Regions from separate parts of the Homo sapiens genome. Here region 1 is linked to region 2. Evidence: read pairs that join two places in POLR2A ChIA-PET (ENCODE). Cell type or tissue: Caco-2. All regions are shown on one strand. Links, peaks and the distances in the headings refer to the core of each region. The heading gives the core; the rest is flanking DNA.

Evidence for each region. ChIA-PET counts read pairs that join two places held together with the same protein. Peaks named below come from ENCODE experiments on the same cell type or tissue, not always from the same donor. Only the 100,000 strongest peaks of a DNase experiment are listed, where the experiment ranks them.
Region 1: POLR2A ChIA-PET joins it to region 2 with 6 read pairs; 1 of 35 experiments calls an interaction of 5 or more read pairs at or near these places.

Annotation. Positions count from the first base shown.
Region 1 is chr7:99,425,539-99,431,872 of GRCh38, reverse strand. ATP5MF-PTCD1 (ATP5MF-PTCD1 readthrough) reads left to right here. Exons shown (of 9, transcript NM_001198879.2): 5 at 2,067-2,285; 6 at 2,669-2,770; 7 at 6,257-6,334. PTCD1 (pentatricopeptide repeat domain 1) reads left to right here. Exons shown (of 8, transcript NM_015545.4): 4 at 2,067-2,285; 5 at 2,669-2,770; 6 at 6,257-6,334. Among named protein-coding and RNA genes, the nearest start is that of PTCD1, 10 kb to the left of the region's middle. RefSeq lists an enhancer at 1,423-2,019. In Caco-2, for the core only: no CTCF peak of the experiment used is centred there; a DNase peak (open chromatin) is centred at 3,900.
Region 2 is chr7:99,873,780-99,881,879 of GRCh38, reverse strand. OR2AE1 (olfactory receptor family 2 subfamily AE member 1) reads left to right here and starts at 4,847. Exons shown (of 1, transcript NM_001005276.1): 1 at 4,847-5,818. The coding sequence starts at 4,847. The coding sequence ends at 5,818. In Caco-2, for the core only: CTCF peaks have their summits at 4,903 and 5,139; a DNase peak (open chromatin) is centred at 3,898.

The DNA.
Region 1 (6,334 bases), core at 1,335-6,334, 450 kb after region 2:
TTAACAGCATCTCAAGGCAGAAGAATTTCTCTTAGTACAGAACAAAATGGAGTTTCTTGTGTCTACTTCTTTCTACATAGACACAGTAACAGTCTGATCTCTCTTTCTTTTTCCTACAGTCCTTTTTTTTTGGAGACAGAGTCTCGCTCTGTCGCCCAGGCTGGAGTGCAGTGGTGCGACCTCGGCTCACTGGAACCTCCGCCTCCTGGGCTCGAGCAGTTCTCATACCTCAGCCTCCCGAGTAGCTGGGACTACAGGCGCACATGCCACCATGCCTGGCTCATTTTGTTTGTATTTTTAGTAGAGACAGCATTTCACCATGTTGGCCAGGCTGGTCTCTTGACCTCAAGTGGTCCACCCGCCTTGGCCTCCCAAAGTGCTAGAATTACAGGCGTGAGCCACCGCACCCAGCCCATTACATCTATTTTAAAAAACTATTATTTTTGGCCAGGTGCGGTGGCTCACACCTGTAATCCCACCATTTTGGGAGCCCAAAGTGGGCGGATCACGAGGTCAAGAGATTGAGACCATCCTGGCCAACATGGTGAAACCCTGTCTCTACTAAAAATACAAAATTTAGCTGGGCGTGGTGGCACGTACCTGTAGTCCCAGCTACTCAGGAGGCTGAGGCAAGGGAATCACTTGAACCCAGGAAGTGGAGGGAGGTCGTAGTGAGCCGAGATCACGCCACTGCACTCTAGCCTGGCGACAGAGTAAGACTCCATCTCAAAAAAAAAGAAAAAAAACTAATATTTTTATTGTTTTTATTTATTTTATTTTATTTATTTATTTTTTTGAGACGGGAGTTTTGGCTCTGTCACCCTGGCTGGAGTGCAGTGGTGCGACCTCGGCTCAATGCAACCTCCACCTCCCAGGTTCAAGCAATTCTCCTGCCTCAGCCTCCCGAGTAGCTGGGATTAAAGGCGCCCACCACCATGCCTGGCTAATTTTTTTGTGTTTTTTGTAGAAGACGGGGTTTCGCCATGTTGGCCAGGCTGGTCTCGAACTCCTGACCTCAGGTGATCTGCCCACCTCAGCCTTCCAAAGTGCTGGGATTATAGGCGTGAGCCACGGCACCCAGCCTTGTTACTGTTTTTGGTGACTCACCTGCAGTGTGTCTCCCTTCTTGAGTGTAAGCTCAGTAAGGATAGGCTGTGCCCGCTCTGCTAACCCCAGGGCTGCTGCTGGGCAGGTAGTGAGTTGTCAGTGCACCTCTGTGGAGTGCAGCAATACACGCAGAGCTTACATCATCCTCAAAGTAGGGACTGCCCTCTTTGCTTTTCAGATAAGGAAACTGAGGCACAGAGAGATGAAGGGACATGTCCAAGGCCACCCCACTTGAATGCACCGGGGCTGGGATTTGAGCCCCAGATGGCCTGACTCTAGCAGGGTTCTTTCTGCCGCTGAGCTGCCTATCGCCTGCCTTTGTCCAGATGGCCCTTCTCTGGCCAATAGCGAGTGCTAGGCTTCACCACGGATTGTCAACCCTGAGCACATGCCTTAGTCCCCTGGAGGCTCAGTAAGCTGAGTGTCACTCAGCTCCGGGGCTTGTGACTTACCAGATCAGGTGGCCCTGAGAATGTGCATTGTGCCACTGGTTCGGGGCCACCCCTAGAGCACTGCAGTGCATCCTCCCACTTGCCACAGGCATGCCTGGTTTCAAGGTGATGGTGTCATCCCCATTTTCGCGAGGAAGTGCTAACTTGCCCGGGAGCCCTCAGGTAGTAAGCACTACAGGCCCTTTCCCCTTGACGGGGTGGCCTGAAGGTGGGGACATCAGGAAGACCTTGCTGCCAGGACCCCAGGCCTGGAGTGGGCTGACAAGTGCCCAGGGCAGGGTAGCTCCTGTTTGGTACATCTGGGTGTGTGGGCTCAGTTTTCAGAGTCCCTTCAATGTGTCTGAGTTTGGAGAGCTGGGCTCTGATGTGTCCATGGCTCTGCCTTAGAGCCTGGCCTGGTGGATGCAGTGACGGGGTCCTCTCCAGCCTCAGCCTCCTCTGGGGCAGCTGCTCACCTGTGCGTCCAGCTGATCCCGGGCCACCACTGAGCTTCTTCCATCTCCACAGATGAAAAAGCGGGACCTGGAGCCCTCGGACGCCACCTACACGGCCCTGTTCAACGTCTGTGCCGAGTCCCCCTGGAAGGACTCAGCTCTACAGAGCGCCCTGAAGCTCCGGCAGCAGCTGCAGGCCAAAAACTTCGAGCTCAACTTGAAAACATACCACGCGCTGCTGAAGATGGCTGCCAAGTGCGCAGACCTTAGGATGTGCCTCGATGTGTTCAAGGTGGGGCTTCCCCTGCCGTCCTGCTCCCCTTCATGGGGCTGGTCCCACGTGTCAGGGGCAGGGCTGTGGTGTCTGTCTCTCCTCATGTAGGAAGGCTTAGGGAGGATGAGACAGCCGGTATTGGGCCCTGGGGTTCACAGATGGATCTGATGAGACCTTACTGGAGATTGTGTATGCCACCGTGTGCTGTGTCCTGCTTTGTGCACTCGAGGGAAGGCTTCCTAGAGACAGGGTCTTGCTATGTTGCCCAGGCTGGTCACAAAACTCCTGGCCTCAAGTGATCATCCTGCCTTGGCCTCCCAATGTGCCAGGATTACAGACATGAGCTACCATGCCCAGCCTGCTGCAGGTTCTCAGTGGGACGTCTTTGTTCCCTCCCCCAGGAAATCATCCACAAAGGGCACGTGGTCACAGAGGAGACCTTCAGTTTCCTGCTCATGGGCTGCATCCAAGACAAGAAGACAGGCTTCCGGTACGCCCTCCAGGTATGTCCCTCCCACCCCACCTTCCTGCCCTGCTTCCCCGGTGCCAGAGGTGCAAAATGGTGATCCTGTGAGCACCCACGATGGCCCTGTGCTGAGTATTTTTATATCTGTGCTCTTTTCTGAAAACCCAGCAGCCACTGTAGCCTCCATTCTACAGATGGCAGGGAGAGGAGGCCCTTGGAGATGGAATGAGGGTGGCCCCCGCCCCTCCCACCCTGCTTTGCAGTCGGCTTAGCCCCTCTAAACTCACCTTCCTTGAAAGCCTGCCACACACTCACCTGGGGACTTGTTCAACCCTCCCACACCCCCATTAGCACTTCTGCAGGTGCAACCCAGGAGTCATTCATTCATTCATTCATTCATTTATTTTGAGATGGAGTCTCACTCTTGCCCAGGCTGGAGTGAGCGATCTTGGCTCACTGCAACCTCCGCCTCCCAGGTTCACGCGATACTCCTGCCTCAGCCTCCCGAGTAGTTGAGATTACAGGCGCCCGCCACCACGCCCAGCTAATTTTGTATTTTTAGTAGAGACGGGGTTTCACCATGTTGACCAGGCTGGTCTTGAACTCCTGGCCTCATGTGATCTGCCCGCCTGGGCCTCCCAAAGTGCTGGGATTACAGGTGTGAACCACAGCTCCCCGCTGGAGAGCTTTTTTTTTCTTTTTCTTTTTAATGTTTTTAATTTTTTTTTTTTTTTTTTGAGATGGAGTCTTGCTCTGTCGCCCAGGCTGGAGTACAGTGGCATGATCTCGGCTCACTGCAAGCTCCACCTCCTGGGTTCACACCATTCTCCCGTCTCAGCCTCCTGAGTAGCTGGGACTATAGGCGCCCACCACCATGCCCAGCTAATTTTGTTTTTGTATTTTTAGTAGAGACAGAGTTTCACCATGTTAGCCTGGATGGTCTCGCTCTCCTACCTCGTGATCCGGCGCCTTGCTCTCCCAAAATGCTAGTATTACAGGCGTGAGCCACCGCGCCCGGCCAATTTTTTTTTTTTTTTTATTGATCATTCTTGGGTGTTTCTTGCAGAGGGAGATTTGGCAGGGTCATAGGACAATAGTGGAGGGAAGGTCAGCAGATAAACAAGTGAACAAAGGTCTCTGGTTTTCCTAGGCAGACGACCCTGCGGCCTTCTGCAGTGTTTGTGCCCCTGGGTACTTGAGATTAGGGAGTGGTGATGACTCTTAAGGAGCATGCTGCCTTCAAGCATCTGTTTAACAAAGCACATCTTGCACCACCCTTAATCCATTTAACCCTGAGTGGACACAGCACATGTTTCAGAGAGCACAGGGTTGGGGGTAAGGTCACAGATCAACAGGATCCCAAGGCAGAAGAATTTTTCTTAGTACAGAACAAAATGAAAAGTCTCCCATGTCTACTTCTTTCTACACAGACACGGCAACCATCCGATTTCTCAATCTTTTCCCCACCTTTCCCCCCTTTCTATTCCACAAAACCGCCACTGTCATCATGGCCCGTTCTCAATGAGCCGCTGGGCACACCTCCCAGACGGGGTGGTGGCCGGGCAGAGGGGCTCCTCACTTCCCAGCAGGGGCGGCCGGGCAGAGGCGCCGCTCACCTCCCGGACGGGGCGGCTGGCTGGGCGGGGGGCTGACCCCCCCCACCTCCCTCCCGGACGGGGCGGCTGGCCTGGCAGAGGGGCTCCTCACTTCCCAGTAGGGGCGGCCGGGCAGAGGCGCCCCTCACCTCCCGGACGGGGCGGCTGGCCGGGCGGGGGGCTGACCCCCCACCTCCCTCCCGGACGGGGCGGCTGGCCGGGCGGGGGGCTGACCCCCCCACCTCCCTCCTGGACGGGGTGCTAGCCGGGCAGAGGGGCTCCTCACTTCCCAGTAGGGGCAGCCGGGCAGAGGTGCCCCTCACCTCCCGGACGGGGCGGCTGGCCGGGCAGGGGGCTGACCACCCCCACCTCCCTCCCGGACGGGGCGGCTGGCCGGGTGGGGGGCTGACCCCCACCTCCCTCCCGGACGGGGCGGCTGGCCTGGCGGGGGCTGACCCCCACCTCCCTCCCGGACGGGGTGGCTGCCGGGCGGAGACGCTCCTCACTTCCCAGACAGGGTGACTCCCGGGCGGAGGGGCTCCTCACTTCTCAGACGGGGCGGCTGCCAGGCGGAGGGGCTCCTCACTTCTCAGATGGGGCGGTTGCCAGGCAGAGGGTCTCCTCATTTCTCAGACGGGGCGGCCGGGCAGAGACGCTCCTCACCTCCCAGACGGGGTCGCGGCCGGGCAGAGGCGCTCCTCACATCCCAGACGGGGCGGCGGGGCAGAGGCGCTCCCCACATCTCAGACGATGGGCGGCCGGGCAGAGATGCTCCTCACTTCCTAGATGGGATGGCGGCCGGGAAGAGGCGCTCCTCACTTCCTAGATGGGATGGCGGCTGGGCAGAGACGCTCCTCACTTTCCAGACTGGGCAGCCAGGCAGAGGGGCTCCTCACATCCCAGACGATGGGCGGCCAGGCAGAGACGCTCCTCACTTCCCAGACGGGGTGGCGGCCGTCTTGGCACTTTGGGAGGCCAAGGCAGGCGGCTGGGAGGTGGAGGTTGTAGCGAGCCGAGATCACGCCACTGCACTCCAGCCTGGGCACCATTGAGCACTGAGTGAACGAGACTCCGTCTGCAATCCCGGCACCTCGGGAGGCCGAGGTTGGTGGATCACTCGCGGTTAGGAGCTGGAGACCAGCCTGGCCAACACAGCGAAACCCCGTCTCCACCAAAATAATACAAAAACCAGTCAGGCGTGGTGGCGCGCGCCTGCAATCGCAGGTACTCGGCAGGCTGAGGCAGGAGAATCAGGCAGGGAGGTTGCAGTGAGCCGAGATGGCAGCAGTTACAGTCCAGCTTCAGCTGGGCATCAGAGGGAGACTGTGGAAAGAGGGAGAGGGAGACCGTGGGGAGAGGGAGAGGGAGACCGTGGGGAGAGGGAGAGGGAGAGGGAGAGGGAGACCATGGGGAGAGGGAGGGGGAGAGGGAGAGGGAGAGGGAGAGGCCCGGCCAATTTTTTAAATGTTTTACAGTTGTTTTGAGACACTCTCGCTCTGTCACCCAGGCTGGAGTGCTGTGGCATGATCACGGCTCACTGCAACCTCGATCTCTGGGTTCAAGTGATTCTCCCACTTCAGCCTCCTGAGTAGCTGGGACTGTGGGCATGCAATACCACACCCAATAATTTTTGTATTTTTAGTAGAGATGGGGTTTCACCATGTTGGTCGGGCTGGTCTCGAACTCCTGATCTCAAGGAGTCTGCCTGCCTTAGCTTCCTAAAGTGTTGGGATTACAGGCGTGAGCCACCGCGCCTGGCGTATTTTTTTGAGGCAGGGTCTTGCTATGTTGCCCGGTCTTGTCTCGAACTCCTGATCTCAAGGGATCCTCCCATCTAAAACTCCCAAGGTGCTGGGATTCCAGGCGTGAGCCCTGCGCCCAGCTGCTGAATGGGAGCACCCAGCTGACGTTTGTCTCTTCCGTGGCAGGTGTGGCGGCTGATGCTGAGTCTAGGGCTACAGCCGAGCCGGGACAGCTACAACCTGCTGTTGGTGGCAGCTCGGGAC
Region 2 (8,100 bases), core at 1,543-6,542:
CGATCAACAGCTAGGATGGGAACTGCCTGCCTCTATTCCTTGACTTCTTTCCTATGATATGGCACATGGAAACCCTCAAAAGGGTCCTGTGGGCAAAAGAGACTAGATATTATTACTCAGACTGTCTTCTCAAAAGGGTTGCGTGGAAAGGCGTTACAGAAATCTGGGTTCCCAAGTGAAAAACAATCAAGGGACTCTAAGAATTTTTTATCTCCACAGTTAATTGGCCCCTGAGGAGAATATTCTCCTGTTATCTTCAGGCTCACTCCGCAAAATATCTCATTCTCCTGATCACTTGGAACAAACTCCAAGTAAAGCCCTTTGGGGATGCTTATCTCAGTGCATACAGCACAGTCTAATTGACATCTTGAGTAATGGTCTCCAGAAGCCATGCAAGATGTGTCCTCTGGGATGGAATCCCTGACGCCATTCTATTTAGTGTCCACAATTTGCTTCAGCTGACATAGGTCCTCTGGGTTAGGGGGATGTTTTATTTCTCCCAGATGATGTCTGTTTTTTCTTATGATTGGCTCACATCAGACCAAGAATGTTCTTACTCTAACCCCCATGATTACTATTGAGAAGACATTTATGCAGTCAGAAAAGTGCTTCCTGACTGCATCAGCCAAATTCATATTTTATTAAGTAGGGAAGGAAGTGTAAAGCTAAGAAGAGAGTGCCTTGAGAGATCCAAAACAATGGAAAACCATAACAGATTTTCTTTTGACTCTGGGCACATTCATGATTAAACTGGTATTCAGTTTACCTTCTTAATAAAGTAATATTAATGGAAATTCCTATTGCCCAAGCTCCGATATTGGAATGGAGGGTTGTCTCAAATATACATATAGAGCCAGAGGAAGCATATGTGTGATTCAAAGGTCCAACTAGTAGAGGCTAAAGTTCAGTTACTTAATCTGTCCTGATGTGTGTTGATGGAGCTCACAATATGAACACACATGTGTCCCATTGGTCCTGGTGATATTCTGCCATTAGGGTAATTAGTGCAAACAACAATGCCTGCGTTGGGGCAATTTCTTCTATGCCGTTCCACAGTAAATGTAACGTAAATGGAAATTTCCAGGCTTAGGGAAGGAAGTCTGGTGAGCACCTCAGAAAAGGCTTGTTTTGATCAACAGTAGCCAACAGGTGGGTCAGTGTGGACCTCTCTTGCCCTCTGCATTTCATTTCTATGCTTTGTCTTCCTACGAGTCTCTGCAGGGAAATAACAGGTAAGATAATATTAGGGCTTGAGGTATTTAGGAAACCTTTATTATAAATTAGGGCATTGTCAGCTTATCCCTTAAGTCAATCCATAAGGAAAGCTTCCTTGGAAGGCAGAGAAAAAAAAAAGTCACTTGAAGGCCACAAATCAGAATGGGAAATTATTAGCAAAGTTGCTGAAGGGAGGAAGAGAGACACAGGTCAGATGGTGAAAAACTTACACCATGGAGATTTGTAGAGAAAGATGGACACTAATGTGGAAAGTGATAGAGAAGTATATGGATACTTAAATAAAAGGGAAGTGTGTGGAGATCTCTAATGGGTTGGAGTGATCAGGAGGAGCATGGGAGAAGTTGAGCTTCTAGTCCACCAGAAGCTGAGTGTGAAATAACAGTGTGAAGTGACAGCCAGAAAGATGAGACTGTAGACTGCATTAGGAGAGAGACAGTAATAGATGTGACTTTTTTTTTTTTTTTTGAGACAGAATTTTGCTCTTGTTGCTCAAGGTGGAGTGCAATGGTGTGATCTCGGCTCACTGCATCATCTGCCTCCTGGGTTCTAGCGATTCTCCTGCCTCAGCCTCTGGAGTAGCTGGGATTACAGGCATGCGCCACCACGCCCGGCTAATTTTGTATTTTCAGTAGAGACGGGGTTTCTACATGTTGGTCAGGCTGGTCTCGAACTCCTGACCTCAGGTGATCCACTTGTCGTGGCCTCCCAAAGTGCCAGGATTACAGGCATGAGCGACCGCGCCCGGCCAGATGTGACCTCTTTCTTACTGATCAAATGCTTGGGAGAATGCATTCAGTTCTGAGTTCTTTGCTTTAAGAAGTAAATAGATAATCGTCACCGCATGAAGGTCTAGAAAGACATTTAGGAGAAAAAACACAAAAAAGAATAGGGTGGATATTTGAGGAATCAATTAAGATTACTTTTTTTTTTTGAGACAGAGTCTTGCCCTGTCGCCCAGGCTAGAGTGCAGTGGCACAATCTTGGCTCACTGCAAACTCCACCTCCCGGGTTCAAGGGATTCTAATGCCTCAGCCCCTCGAGTAGCTGCAATTACAGGTATGTGCCACCAAGCCTGGCTAATTTTTGTATTTTTAGTAGAGACAGGGTTTCACTATGTTGGCCAGGCTGGTCTCAAAGTCCTGACCTCAGGTGATCTGCCTGCCTTGGCCTCCCAAAGTGCTGGGATTACAGACCTGAGCCACTGTCCCCTGCCTGAAATTAACAATTATTAATACATCTTATGTTAGATACGGGGGATGACAGAGGAGAAGAAAACAAATATTCAGTACACATACACACACACACAGAATAAATGCCCATAACTATTACAGTTTTTGTTTCTGTAGCTGCTCACATGGTTTTTGGCTGGTATTTATAACGACTTGCTTTCACTACCCATTCCAATTCTCTTTGTCTACAGTTATTCATGACTCTTTGCCTGGTGGGGTAACCCAAACCTTTATTCCTGAAGCATCTGGGCCACTAGCAGTCTTGTCTGAATTGGGTTGTAGTTTTCTATTGGCTTACATCATGAGACATGAGAGTACACCCTAGAAAATCTGACTGCAGACATAATTCTCCATATCCTCACTGTATAGTAGTGACTGAATTTCCCATTGCTAGTCAGAATCAGTCTTACTAGCCAATAGAGTAACCTTATTTGCCTATTGATTCAGTTCTATGAGGAGCCCCAAGTGGCATGGTGGCAGTCTTAACTATCAGAAAATGGGATTATTGTTGTGACACCTGGTAGAAGAATTTCTCCCTTTGGAACTAAGACCTCTAAAACAGCAAAAGCTAAAAGTGAAGGGATAGAAAACTAAAATTGTGCTGGTGGGTCACAGTTATGGGGGCTATAGTGAGAGGACTCATTCTCTCTTCTACCTGGTGATTTCTGGTTCCATGAATCTTGCTATGGGAGGAAGAGCAGCATAAATTGGATGCAGATTTAGAGTATATTTCACATCCTAGAGGACACTGCCCCAGCACCAAAACGTGTTGCCAACCAGATGGTCTTCAAAAGGCCTTCCCTTGGATTCTCCTTTAGTTTTTCTGACTTCTGGGTCAGGTGTGTGCATTCTTTTTTTTTTTTATTTTTTTTTTTTTATTTTTTTTTTTAAGACGGAGTCTCGCTCTGTTGCCCAGGCTGGAGTGCAGTGATGCGATCTCCACTCACTGCAAGCTCCGCTTCCTGGGTTCACACCATTCTCTTGCCTCAGCCTCCCGAGTAGCTGGGACTACAGGCGCCCGCCACCACGCCCGGCAAATTTTTTGTATTTTTAGTAGAGACGGGGTTTCACCGTGTTAGCCAGGATGGTCTCCATCTCCTGACCTCGTGATCCACCTGCCTCGGCCTCCCAAAGTGCTGGGATTACAGGCGTGAGCCGCCGCGCCCGGCCAGGTGTGTGCATTTTTAATCTGGCCATTAAGAAGCGCCCCAGCGGCCGGGTGCGGTGGTTCACGCCTGTAATCCCAGCACTTTGGGAGGCCGAGGCGGGGGGATCACGAGGTCAGGAGATGGAGACCATCCTGTCGAACACGGTGAAATCCCCGTCTCTACTAAAAATACAAAAAATTAGCCGGGTGTGGTGGCAGGCGCCTGTAGTCCCAGCTACTACGGAGGCTGAGGCAAGAGAATGGCATGAACCCGGGAGGCGGAGCTTGCAGTGAGACGAGATCGGGCCACAGCATTCCAGCCTGGGCGACAGAGCAAGACTCCAACTCAAAAAAAAAAAAAAAAAAAAAAAGAGGCGCCCCAGCTTCTGCAGGATATCCACACCGCCAATTTCAGAGACAACAAGAACTGACATGGGTTTCAGTCTGCCTTTGTGGGATTGCAGCTCATGCTTGTGGGTTCCAGCATGACTTTGATCTGCCACTCTTTATATCCATTTTTTTTTTCCTGACTACTTGCCCTCTGGAATTAAAGTTCCAGCATCAGACACAAAGGTAACAGCCACGCATAGATTGCCTAACCAGCTTCCACAATTGTATAAGAGAAATCTCTTAGTGTTATAGCTTTTCTAGTAAAATCCTCACTGATAAAATAAGCAACGCCCCCAAGCTTTTCTCCAAACTGTCTCTCTGTGTGTGTCTGTATAGAGAGAGAGAGCTTAAAAATCTGCCTTCACAAACATGATCACTCTGAAATCTCAGAATATCTAGACTCCATTAAGTATCAAACTTCAAGTCTCTTCTCATTAAGAAAGACAAATGTGTGTGTGTGTGTGTGTGTGTATACATATGTGTGTTTTGGAAGCCTAGGAAGTAAATGGGGAATAAATATATACACACATACATATACATACACACACACACACACACACATATATATCTTTCTTAACGAGAAGAGACTTGAAGTTTGATAATAGAGTCCAGATATTCTGAAATTTCAGAGTGATTATGTTTGTGAAGGCAGATTTCTAAGCTCTCTTTTAAAAAAAGGTTATTTGAATAATTAGAGAGGTTGAATAATTAGAAACGGAAATTTTTTTCACAGGTTCTGTCCTCTATCAAAAGGTGCTTTTCCTTGGGTATACTGGACCCCAGTATTTCCAGTCACACTCTTTATCTCCACTCTCTGTTTCCTCAGGGATTGAGAAAGGGGACAATGTGGCAGAAGAATCAGACCTCTCTGGCAGACTTCATCCTTGAGGGGCTCTTCGATGACTCCCTTACCCACCTTTTCCTTTTCTCCTTGACCATGGTGGTCTTCCTTATTGCGGTGAGTGGCAACACCCTCACCATTCTCCTCATCTGCATTGATCCCCAGCTTCATACACCAATGTATTTCCTGCTCAGCCAGCTCTCCCTCATGGATCTGATGCATGTCTCCACAATCATCCTGAAGATGGCTACCAACTACCTATCTGGCAAGAAATCTATCTCCTTTGTGGGCTGTGCAACCCAGCACTTCCTCTATTTGTGTCTAGGTGGTGCTGAATGTTTTCTCTTAGCTGTCATGTCCTATGACCGCTATGTTGCCATCTGTCATCCACTGCGCTATGCTGTGCTCATGAACAAGAAGGTGGGACTGATGATGGCTGTCATGTCATGGTTGGGGGCATCCGTGAACTCCCTAATTCACATGGCGATCTTGATGCACTTCCCTTTCTGTGGGCCTCGGAAAGTCTACCACTTCTACTGTGAGTTCCCAGCTGTTGTGAAGTTGGTATGTGGCGACATCACTGTGTATGAGACCACAGTGTACATCAGCAGCATTCTCCTCCTCCTCCCCATCTTCCTGATTTCTACATCCTATGTCTTCATCCTTCAAAGTGTCATTCAGATGCGCTCATCTGGGAGCAAGAGAAATGCCTTTGCCACTTGTGGCTCCCACCTCACGGTGGTTTCTCTTTGGTTTGGTGCCTGCATCTTCTCCTACATGAGACCCAGGTCCCAGTGCACTCTATTGCAGAACAAAGTTGGTTCTGTGTTCTACAGCATCATTACGCCCACATTGAATTCTCTGATTTATACTCTCCGGAATAAAGATGTAGCTAAGGCTCTGAGAAGAGTGCTGAGGAGAGATGTTATCACCCAGTGCATTCAACGACTGCAATTGTGGTTGCCCCGAGTGTAGAGTGGAATAGGATAAGCTCCTTAAATTAATTCATATAAACCTCTAAAGTTTTTCAGGGAGATAGCTTCCTTATGCTGTTTTACTACTGGAAGAAAAACACATTTAACACACAATTCCAGTATTCCAGCTTGGTGTCAGGTATCCAAGCACTGTGGAGAACATTTGAGTAGATCTTTAGAGAATTAGGGAAAACTTTTTAAAAAGTCCCTTTGAAAGAAGACATATAAAGGTCACTGACACCCTGAAAAAAAGAAGGCAAGATAAAGATATAAGGGCCCTTATCTATTATTATTTTTATTAACAAAAATATATAAAACATGCCACCAGAGAGTATTTATGGAGTTTAAAATTGGAGTGTGTTGCTTACTTTTGGAAGCATGGGAAGTAAATGGTGAATGATGGCTGTTTGAAAGGGAGGATGCATGATATAAAAGTTGTATTCTTTTTTTTTTTTGTGACGGAGTCTCTCTCTGTCACCTAGGCTGGAGTGCAGTGGCACGATCTTGGCTCACTGCAACCTCCGCCTCCCAGGTTCAAGTGATTCTCCTGCCTCAGCCAGGAGTAGCTGAGTATTACAGAGTAGCTGGGATTACAGGCGCGTGCCACCATGCCTGGCTAATTTTTGTATTTTTAGTAGAGACGGGGTTTCACCATGTTGGTCAGGCTGGTCTTCAACCCCTGACCTCAGGTGATCTGCCCACCTTGGCCTCCCAAAGTTCTGAGATTACAGACGTGAGCTACTGCACCTGGCCCTAAAAGTTATATTCTTAGACCCTTAGTGTTCCATGAATCACAGTGTGTAAGAATTCATAAGGGAAAGAATAATACATTTTGTATACATACATAATAATATATAACATAATTCTTGTAATCCATGTTGTGTTTAACAAATCTTTGTTGAGTGCCTAGTATGATCCAGGTGGTAGACTAGATGTTTGGAATTGCATTGTGAAACTTAAGATTTTTTACACATCTGCTTGTGCTTTTCCTTGGTCTACGTTGGACTTGCCATAGCAGGTAGGCATATTAACTTTTATTATTTCACAGGCTGAAAATACCTTTCTGTTCTTTGAGGGTTCCTAGCCTTGTGATTTGGAATCAGAATGATCTGGAGGAGAGTCTGCCACTTGATAACAGTGGTAAGTTACTTAACCTCTCAAGGCCTCAGTAATCTTATGTGTTTAATGAAAAAAAAAATAGGGTGACCTGAGATTTTGTGTTAGTTATGGGTATTGGTTCCAAGCAACAGAAATGGACTCTGAATGAAACAAGCAGAAAAAAGCCTTATTGAAGGCATGATGGGAAGATGTCAGAATCAGTGGGAGCACTAAAGAACCAGATTTGGAGACTATTACTCACATATCCATTTACTGCCAAATTGTCCACAGAATAAGTCCAAGAAGAGGCCAGTAGTAGAATTCATCCAATGGAGACAAGATTATTTGGGTTTAGCAATATGGGGGAGGACTAACACAGGTCATCATAACCATCTGATCTGCAAGGATCTCTTATAATCTTGCTCTTGAAATTATTCTTCTCTCTTCTGCGTTATAAATTTTCCCAGTCTACTTGATCAGTACCTCAGCCTACAGACATACCTTTATGATTGTCATCTTAAAAAGAAACTTCTCCTCAATCCCGGAAAGTCTAAACCAAGCTCATTCAACCCATGTACTGCAGACCATATGTGGCCTGGGAAGGCTTTGAATGTGGCCCAACACAAATTCATAAACTTTCTTAAAACATTTTCATCATCACTGGCCATCAGAGAAATGCAAATCAAAACCACATTGAGATACCATCTCACACCAGTTAGAATGGCGATCATTAAAAAGTCAGGAAACCACAGGTGCTGGAGAGGATGTGGAGAAATAGGAATACTTTTATGCTGTTGGTGGGACTGTAAACTAGTTCAACCATTGTGGAAGTCAGTGTGGCGATTCCTCAGGGATCTAGAACTAGAAATACCATTTGACCCAGCCATCCCATTACTGGGTATATACCCAAAGGATTATAAATCATGCTGCTGTAAAGACACGTGCACACGTATGTTTATTGCAGCACTATTCACAATAGCAAAGACTTGGAACCAACCCAAATGTCCAACAATGATAGACTGGATTAAGAAAATGTGGCCCATATACACAGAATACAATGCAGCCATAAAAAATGATGAGTTCATGTCCTTTGTAGGGACTTGGATGAAGCTGGAAACCATCATTCTCAGCAAACTATTGTAAGGACAGAAAACCAAACACCGCATGTTCTCACTCATAGGTGGG